Linked DNA regions of Homo sapiens: all the other regions are linked to region 3. The links are chromatin contacts, found by Hi-C or POLR2A ChIA-PET in ENCODE. All regions are on one chromosome and are shown on one strand. Each heading gives the region's core, a stretch centred on a gene start or an enhancer-like site at or near the end of the contact. The rest is flanking DNA. Distances are from core to core; before and after follow the strand shown.

What was found. A loop is a pair of places that touch in the nucleus more often than their neighbours do. ChIA-PET counts read pairs that join two places held with the same protein, here RNA polymerase II (POLR2A). Pooled maps may share reads with other maps.
Region 1: a loop to region 3 is called in a map with no recorded cell type, with 5 times the contacts of the local background. The contact joins the promoter of HMCN2 here to the promoter of PRDM12 in region 3. A Hi-C loop is called at or near these places in 1 of 37 single-sample maps with no recorded cell type. POLR2A ChIA-PET finds 5 or more read pairs at or near these places in 1 of 52 experiments (AG04450).
Region 2: a loop to region 3 is called in a pooled map, with 7 times the contacts of the local background. The contact joins the promoter of FIBCD1 here to the promoter of PRDM12 in region 3. A Hi-C loop is called at or near these places in 1 of 37 single-sample maps with no recorded cell type and 5 of 50 pooled maps.

What each region holds. Positions count from the first base shown.
Region 1 is chr9:130,264,471-130,267,170 of GRCh38, forward strand. It overlaps HMCN2 (hemicentin 2), which reads left to right and starts at 1,290. Exons shown (of 98, transcript NM_001291815.2): 1 at 1,290-1,667. The coding sequence starts at 1,409. It overlaps LOC124902285 (a long non-coding RNA gene), which reads right to left and starts at 2,419. Exons shown (of 2, transcript XR_007061817.1): 1 at 1,946-2,419.
Region 2 is chr9:130,937,940-130,940,639 of GRCh38, forward strand. FIBCD1 (fibrinogen C domain containing 1) reads right to left here and starts at 1,308. Exons shown (of 7, transcript NM_032843.5): 1 at 597-1,308. The coding sequence starts at 668. It overlaps FIBCD1-AS1 (FIBCD1 antisense RNA 1), which reads left to right and starts at 2,407. Exons shown (of 3, transcript XR_930398.3): 1 at 2,407-2,503. RefSeq lists an enhancer at 1,010-1,940 and a silencer at 1,185-1,394.
Region 3 is chr9:130,663,248-130,665,947 of GRCh38, forward strand. It overlaps PRDM12 (PR/SET domain 12), which reads left to right and starts at 1,347. Exons shown (of 5, transcript NM_021619.3): 1 at 1,347-1,629. The coding sequence starts at 1,407. RefSeq lists enhancers at 1-630, 1,921-2,594.

The DNA of each region.
Region 1 (2,700 bases), core at 40-2,539, 400 kb before region 3:
AAGAGCGTGGCGGAGGGGTGGCTTCCTGGCTGACGACTCTGCAGGGACAGGGGCTCAAGAAAGCGCCCCCCATCACTCACAGACCTAGAGCCCTCAGCCATGTCTCTGGGAGCATGGTGTTCTCGGAGGAGGGATTGAGGGGATTAGCTACCTTCTCGCACATGACTCAAAACCCGGCATTTCCACAAAAGCTGCGGTTTATTTATTCAGACAACATTAGTGCCTCCCCACCATGTGCTTGGATATGGGCTGGGAACTAGGGGCTCATCCAGTGTAGACCAAGGCCTAGCCGTGCCCTCAAGGGGCTTATAGGCCAGCGGGGAGAGAGGCCTGGAAACAGGTCCCGAGAGCACAGCCTGAGATAAGCAGCCGTGCCTGAGCCCATCTGGATCTGCCCGGAGCAGGAGGCTGAACCCAGTCCCAGGCAGCACCTCACGTGGGATGCAGCATCCACACATGCAGCCCATGGGGCTGGGGAGGTGGATGGGCAGGAGGATAGCCCTCATCCTCTGGAGTCACCAGGTGACCGTGTGACAATGTCTTTTAACACAAGGGAGGCAGCAGAGCCCTGGGCCTTTGGAGTCTTTCTAGATCTGGCCTCTGATCTTGTCTTCATTGTTTGATAATTGAGTGACCTGGAGCAAATGCCTTCACCTCTCTGAGCCTCAGTTTGCTCCTCTGTAAAATGGGCTTAGGGTTAGTATTTCATTCTAGGGTTGCAGCCAGTCTTCAAGCAAATAACTGAAAATGCTTAGAACATGGTTAACAACAAGACTTCTTGTTGATTATAATAGCAGTAGTGCTTGCAATAACCGGGAAGCACAGAGCCCACCTGGCAGAAGGAAAACGAATGGCAAAGTTTGTGTGTGTGTTGGGGGGCGGGGGTGGGGGGATTTGTCGCAGCACTGGGTGGAGGGAGCTGCAGAAGCCAGGGTCCGCTTTGGCCAGGCAGGGGTGGGGGGAGTTGGGGCTGGAGGGAGACTGGGGCCGTTGCGCCTCCCCCTCCCTCTCTCCCGCCCCCGGCGCGCCATCGGCGGGAGGCGCAGGTGTCCACTGCATCCTGCGCGTCCCCATCCCTCGCTGCCCTGGCCGGGGCCCCAGCTCCTTTCTGCCTTCCGCCCCGCGTCCTCCCCTAACCTCGGATCTGGACGGGCGAACAGTGGGGCTGGGAAAGTTTGAGTCACGATTGGGGGAGGGGAGGAGGCGGGCCGTGACCCTGAACGGGGTGGGCTCTAGGACCCGCCTCGGGCGCCCAGCAGGCGGACCCGCCGCGCGCCCCTATCCCTCGCGCACTGGCCGCGGCCCGACGGAGCAAGGCACTGCCTGCAGCCGCCGTGTGCACCGGGGCGGCCGGCTAGCTCCGACCTGCGCCTCCACCGCAGCACCCGCAGCCAGAGCCGCGCTCGGCATGATGCCCGGGGCGCCGCTCCTGCGGCTGCTGACCGCGGTCTCTGCGGCAGTGGCAGTGGCAGTGGCCGGGGCGCCCGGGACGGTAATGCCCCCCACCACGGGGGACGCCACCCTGGCCTTCGTCTTCGACGTCACCGGCTCCATGTGGGACGAACTGATGCAGGTGATCGATGGCGCCTCGCGCATTCTGGAACGCAGTCTGAGCCGCCGCAGCCAGGCCATCGCCAACTACGCGCTGGTGCCCTTCCACGACCCAGGTAGCGCCCCCGCACCCCCGCCCGCCGGGCGCCCCCTTCGAGGTGCTCTCACCTGCCTGACCCCCTCAGTTGGCCCCGAACGCACCTGGACGTCGTGGGCTGCGCCGCGGCTTGGCGGGCGCGCCTTCTCGGCATATCCGCGCTGCGGGTACCCTGGCCACCTGGGCAGTCCTTGCAGCTGTCCCTTCCCTCCCACCCCCCTGGAACATTCCCTCGCTCAAGGAACCTGCTCTCCCTGCTCTCCCGCGCCGTTGTGAGACTTCAGCAAGTGACCTCACCTTCCCGCGCCTTACCGGCCCCACCTATGAAATGGTGAGGATGGCCTCCCAGACTTGCTGAGATGTTGAAATGAGGCATTCCTCTCGAGGACTTGGGACGCTACGAGCCTTTGCAGGGCTTTTCCTTTGGCCAATTCTTAGAATTCGCTCCCAGCGGAGGCTTGGAGACCGGAATGGCTCCCAGAGGCAGGCCTTGAGACGAAATGGGGTCCACCACGGACCCTGCAGTGGGGAGCGGACTCACCCTTGCTGGTCTTGTCCCCTCGCCTGTCTTCCCTGGGGAAAGGGCAGCGCCTCTCGTGTGCTGGCCCCGTGGCCTCCACCTGCTGTGTTCTCACAGCTGAGTTCCGCCCTAACTCCTTCTTCCCTGCACGCTGCACCTCTGCTTCCCCTTTAACCCCCTGCCTTGCAGCTCAGTGTTAGGGGCGCCCTTGAAAGGGTCCCTGGGCGCTCCACTGTAGAGAGTCCCAGGGACAGCGGTTGCTGAGTGAGCTGCAGGTTCCCAGCGGCGAGGAGCAGGACTGCTTTCCACACTTCTTTTTTTTTTTGAGACAAGGTCTGGCTCTGTCACCCAGGCTGGAGTGCAGTGGCGTGATCACAGCTCGCTGCAGCCTCGAACTCCTGGGCTCAGGTGACCCTCCTGCTTCAGCCTCCCAAGTAGCTGGGACTACAAGCATACGCCACCATGCCTGGCTGATTTTTAAATTTTTTATAGACATGGAGTCTCTCTGTATTGCCCAGGCTAGTCTCAAACT
Region 2 (2,700 bases), core at 58-2,557, 270 kb after region 3:
CCTCAGGCAGGAGCCAACCATCTCTGAGCCCTGCTTTCCTTGTCTTAAAGTCAGAAAATCACAATACCCAGCGTTCCTGCAGGAGATGAATCTTTATTGATCCCCTACTGTATGCAGGGCCCTGGCTAAAGGGAAGGATGCAGAGGAGATTCAGGGGGTCAGGTTCAGGACCAGGTGCCTGGCACAGGGTAGCGCCCAGAGTGGAGATTCTGTGGGTAGTTAAGATGCCCATTGTAGAGGTGAGGAAACGGAGACTCAGCAACGGGGCTGATTTGTCTGTGGACACACAGCGAACTGTAAGTCCCCGCCTCCCTCTGCACCCGCGTGCACCAGGGGGCTGCTGGGGGTGCGGGGACGCGGGAGACCTGGCCCGCAGCGCGCGTGGCTCCTGCAGGGGTGCCGCCCCCACCGAACCTCGAGTTCAAGCCTCGGCTCGGGGAGGAGGAGAGGAGGGTCCCCATCCCGGCCCGGGCCTCCGGAGCCTCGAAGGGGTGCGCCCCAAACTCCAGCCCCCGCAATGGGTGCTCGCCCCGCCGGCCCGAGCGGCCACCGCCTGGCCAGCCGCCCAGGCCCCGTGTCCCAGCGCCCGAGCGTACCTGCGGCTTGTCGCGCGGCCGGTCCTCAAGTTGGGCAGCGCCGCCCATGGTCTTCCACCGGTCGTTGACCATCTTCCGGCAGGACTGGCGGGGGCGCCGGGCGAGGCGCGCCGCTGCGGAGCGCAAAGGAGACGGGGTGGGCGCGGGCGCGGGCGCGGGGCGCGCTCTGTCCGCCGGGTCCCCGCCTCTGTGCCCCGCGCCGGGGCGGCCCGGGAGCGGGCGGGCGTGTGAGGATGAGCGCGCCGCTGTGTGCGGGCGGGAGCAGGAGCGGGAGCGCGAAAGCCGCCAGCCCAACGCCCGCCGCTCGCGCTGCGCGCCGTCCCCGCTCCCGGCTCCGGCGCCTCCCCGGCGCGCTCCTCTCTCTCCTCCCTCGTCCCTCCTCCCTCCTTCTCAATCTCCGCATCTTTTCTGGTCTCGGACTCTCTTTGCTTTTTATTGCTCCCCTCGGCCTCCCCCGACACACTCACACACACGCGCGCGCTCACACCCGCGGACTTGGATACTAAACTCCGCCTCCGAAAAGACCTAGGGAAAGGAGGCCGAACTGGCCCCCAGATAACGCGGCCGGCCGGAGGGCAGCAAACAGCCGCGGGCGGCCCGGCTCCTGCTGGCTCCCGGAGGGGCCTGAGAGCCCCCCGGCGGCGCCTCTGCACAAACTTCCTCCCGGACCGGACTCACACAAGTCACCATGCGCGGGGCGGGCCCCGAGGGCGCCCCCGCCGGCCGGTTCGGCGTCTCCGGGGAGTGGCGCGGCGCTCCTTCCGGCTCCCTCCCGGCTCAGGACGCAGGGCTCGCCCCAAGACCCAGGCTGCGCCGGGGGCAGTTTCGGTGGGGTGCGCCCCCTGCGGGCCCCCGAGGTCTGGGTCCAGGTCCCGGGGCAAGTGCGCCCAGCTGTGGGGTCTCCAGCCCCCGGGGACCTCCCTGCGCCGGACCCCGACGCGTGAGCCTGGCCGGTGGGCGTCCCAGTCCGCGTCCGCAGACCCGTGCCCTCGCGCCCGCGGTCGGAAAGCCCACACGACGCCCCCTTGCCCGGGCGGCCCGTGGGCGAAATGGGGGTCCCCACCACTGCCACAGCCGCCGGCGCTGTGGTCGCGAGTACCAGCCGCTCCGCGCTCGGCCGCGCTCCCGGCCGATCGCCCGCGCTCCCCGGCGCGCCCCGCGTGGTCCCAGCCCCCGCCTTCTCCTCCGCCGGGAGGGGATTTGTGCCAGGAGGGGGCTTCTTAGTTGCCCCTTCCCACCAGCAGCACTTTTAAAAGCATTTAATCCGCCCGGAGCGGCCTTCGGAGGTAATTGACAAAGTCCTTAATCTGCGCGGCGAACGAGCTGCTATTGTGGCTTCTGACCGGGAGGCGCCCACACTGCCCGACGCCGCGCTCCCCTCCCGCCGCCCCGCCGAGCCCGCCGGCCGCCCCTCCTCCGCCCCTTTCTGCGTCCCCATCTTTTTCTGCTCCCCCAGCTCCAGACAGACCCCCGTTCCCCGCCCCCGCTTCTCCCCAAAGCTGTTTTCCGGCTCCCGGGGCGCCTTGGCCGCCGCGCTGTTCCCTGGCACCGTCTCCGTCTCTCCCCCACTGGCTGCCAGTCTGTCGCCCCATCTTCGTCCCTCTCCCGATCCCTCTACGCGTCCGGCACTGGCGGGGCAGACTGGTTGGGGGTGGGGGCCGCGTCCAGCCTGGGCTGGGGCACTCCCTGGACCCCGGAGCGGGGGACCCTGTGGCCCGGTGCCATCCGAGGAGACTGCCACCCGCCAGGCGCTGGGTTCACAAACCACCGGCTGTTTGTCCCCAGCCGCCTTTTCCTTCCAGGACAACCGCTGGCCTCACCTACGGCCCGATCCCGGCTTCCCGGACTGAGGCTGCCCGGGAGTTGGAGAGGATCCCACAGCAATGGCTGGGAGTCAGGAGACCCAGGTTCCAATTCTGGCCTCTGGCCCTTTCTGGCCCCTCGGCCTTTCCTATGAATTAAGAGGGTCAGCAGGTGATCTAGAGGGCCCTCAGACTTGGGAAGAAGGATGTGGTGGAGGGCACAGGGCCCTGGCTGTGTGGCTGAGGGCAAGCAACATACCTCTCCGAGCCTCAGTTTCCCCATGTAAGCCAAAGGGTTGACT
Region 3 (2,700 bases), core at 97-2,596:
CCACCGGCTTCCCGAGGTTGCAGCTCAGCAAGGAGCCGGAAAGCCGGGCCGCAAGCCGAACCCGCACTGAGGCCTCTCGCGGAGCTGCCTGCAGTTTCTGAGGGACTTCGCTCTCAGGCACGCCTGCTCCCACCTAGGAAGGGTCTCGGGACCCCTTTCAATCCCCCTATATCCCGTAGGAAATTCTTTTCCCAGAGACAGGCTGCCAGGGCGATTCCTGTCCGCCCATCTCGACCCCCGACCTGGCCCCGCAAGGGCCGGGAGCCTGGCCTTCCATGAAGCTGTCTCAGGCCGGGACCAGCCCCAGCCCCGACGGCCGCTGCGGCCCCGCCTCGGCAGCCCCGTGAGCCCGCGGAGGAGTTTCGCACCCGACCGTGCACAGCGACCGAGTTGGCGCGGCCCGTATGAAGCGAAGCGCCGGCTTCAGCAGCGCAGTCTGAGCAGGGGATCCGCGTGGCAACTAGGGCTGCGCGCGAGCTCGGGGCGACTGTGGCGGCCCGGGGAGTGCAGGGCCGGAGAGGGAAGAGGACGCGGGCTCTGGCCGGGGAGGGAGAGCGGTGCAGGGCTGGGCCGGCCAGCCGGGGCAGCAAAGTAAAGGTGAACGCCGGGCTGGGCCAGGCCGGTGAACATAGATCAGGCCTGAGGGGAGCGCGGGGCCCGAAGCCAGGCGTCCCCTCTTGTCTAGCCTGGTCCCTGGAGTCCTAGAGAGCCTCGCCGCACCCCCTCCCCTTCTCCGTCCCCTCCTCTCCTCAGAGCCGGCTGAGCCTCCCTCCCTGCCCTGCGCTTCCCACGGGGAGAGAAGGAAAAACAGGAGGGGGGAGGAAGGACCAGGAAGGGGAGAGAGGAGTGGAGGGGTACTGTTTGGAGCGGTCCGCGCGCCCCCGCCCCTCGCGCTCTCGCGACGAAGGCTCCTCGAGCCCAGCCGGGTACAACAAGTCTGTCCTCCGACGTCAGGGGGTCATTAATAACCAATTAGGAGGGTCACTGCGGCTCCTATAAAGGCGCTGAGATTTTGCCAAGGGGAAGACGGCCCCGGCCGAGTGTGCGAGAGGCTAGCGCGCGCCTGAGCCCCTTGCTGCCGCTTCCCTGCAACCACCCGCCTCTCACCCACCCTGCACCCCCCGCACCCGCCTCCGCCTCCACCCGCGTCTCTCCACCCTCCGCGCCGCCTTTGCCATCTCTACAGATTTCACCATCTCTCTTCCCCTCTCCCCCTCGTTCGCTTTCCTCCCAGTCGCCCCCTCACCTCCCGCTCCCTCCTGCGTCCTCCTCCTCTCCGTCCTCCCCCTGCTCTGGTTCCTTCTCCATCGCAGCGCTCTCCTCTCGCCCCTTGGGCTCCCCTCTCGCCCGCCCACCTCCCCCGTCGGCCCGGCCGTCCCCCGGCGCCGGGGAGCTCCGGGCCGCCCATGATGGGCTCCGTGCTCCCGGCTGAGGCCCTGGTGCTCAAGACCGGGCTGAAGGCGCCGGGACTGGCGCTGGCCGAGGTTATCACCTCCGACATCCTGCACAGCTTCCTGTACGGCCGCTGGCGCAACGTGCTCGGGGAGCAGCTCTTCGAGGACAAGAGCCACCACGCCAGCCCCAAGACAGCCTTCACCGCCGAGGTGCTGGCGCAGTCCTTCTCCGGCGGTGAGTCCAGCCGTCGGAGCCCGGCGCAATCCCTCCTCCCGGCGACCCCCATTCCCGTCCTGGCGATGCGCGAGACGCGGCTGGGATACCCGGCCTCGCTGCTACTCGCGCCAACCTGGGCTCTCCCGGCGCTCGGTGCACCTCAGTTTCCCCATGGGCCAAACCAGGACGCGAGCCACCAAGCAGCTCCGCAGCCCACCCGGCTCAAGGACCGACCCCGGCGACCCCGTCGCTCGGCCCCGACGCCCCCGCCGGCCCCTCCCTTCCCCTCCTGCGCTTGAGCTGGCGGGTTCCCGGCATTTACAGCCTTACTAGGCGTGTAATAGCAGTTGACTCAAAAAGAAGGGGTTTTAAATTCATTTAGTTAACTTGGGCTTGACCCACGAAAGTTCCCACTTAAACCAAGAACTTTAAAAGGCAGCCGGGGCTGGGGAGGGGGTGGAGGGAGGGCGGGCGGGGAGAAAAAGCCGCGGGGAGAGCGAGGGAGAGAAAGAGAGAGCGAGAAAAGTTTCTTTTCTTTAAGATGTCTCAAGTTCTTATTCCTCATTCATCAACCCGCAAACAATATCTTTCCCTGGCTCTGGCATCTCTGCGCGTCGCCCTCTTTTCCCCCTTTACGATTTCTGTTCCTCTCTTAATTTACCGTGAAGACTAATTCCACTTCCATTCACGCTATGTCAACCATCTAATCCCCCTTTTTTGTAAGGGGAATTCCTCGGCCCCTTTTAAACAAGTCCCCTCCGCATTGAGCTACAATTTACTGCTACAGCATTCTTCCAGGGCTAATGAATTTAGAATTAGCAATTTCTTTCGAATGGAGCCGAATGAATGCGATCACTTTAACAGCGTGACAAATTGCCCGCCGCGCCGCAATGGACACCGTTTAACCCCCCCCTTTCAGCCGGCCCGCTCGCCGGGTATTTTCCCAGGTAGCTTAGAGGGGAACCTTGTAAGACATGGAGGCCGCCCTTGTGCGCCTCGCCGCTTCCAGCCCTGCCGCAGATGCCCGACAGGGGAACCCTCGGGGAGCTGGGGGCCGCCGCGGCTCCTCCCCGCCCAGAGAGATGACAT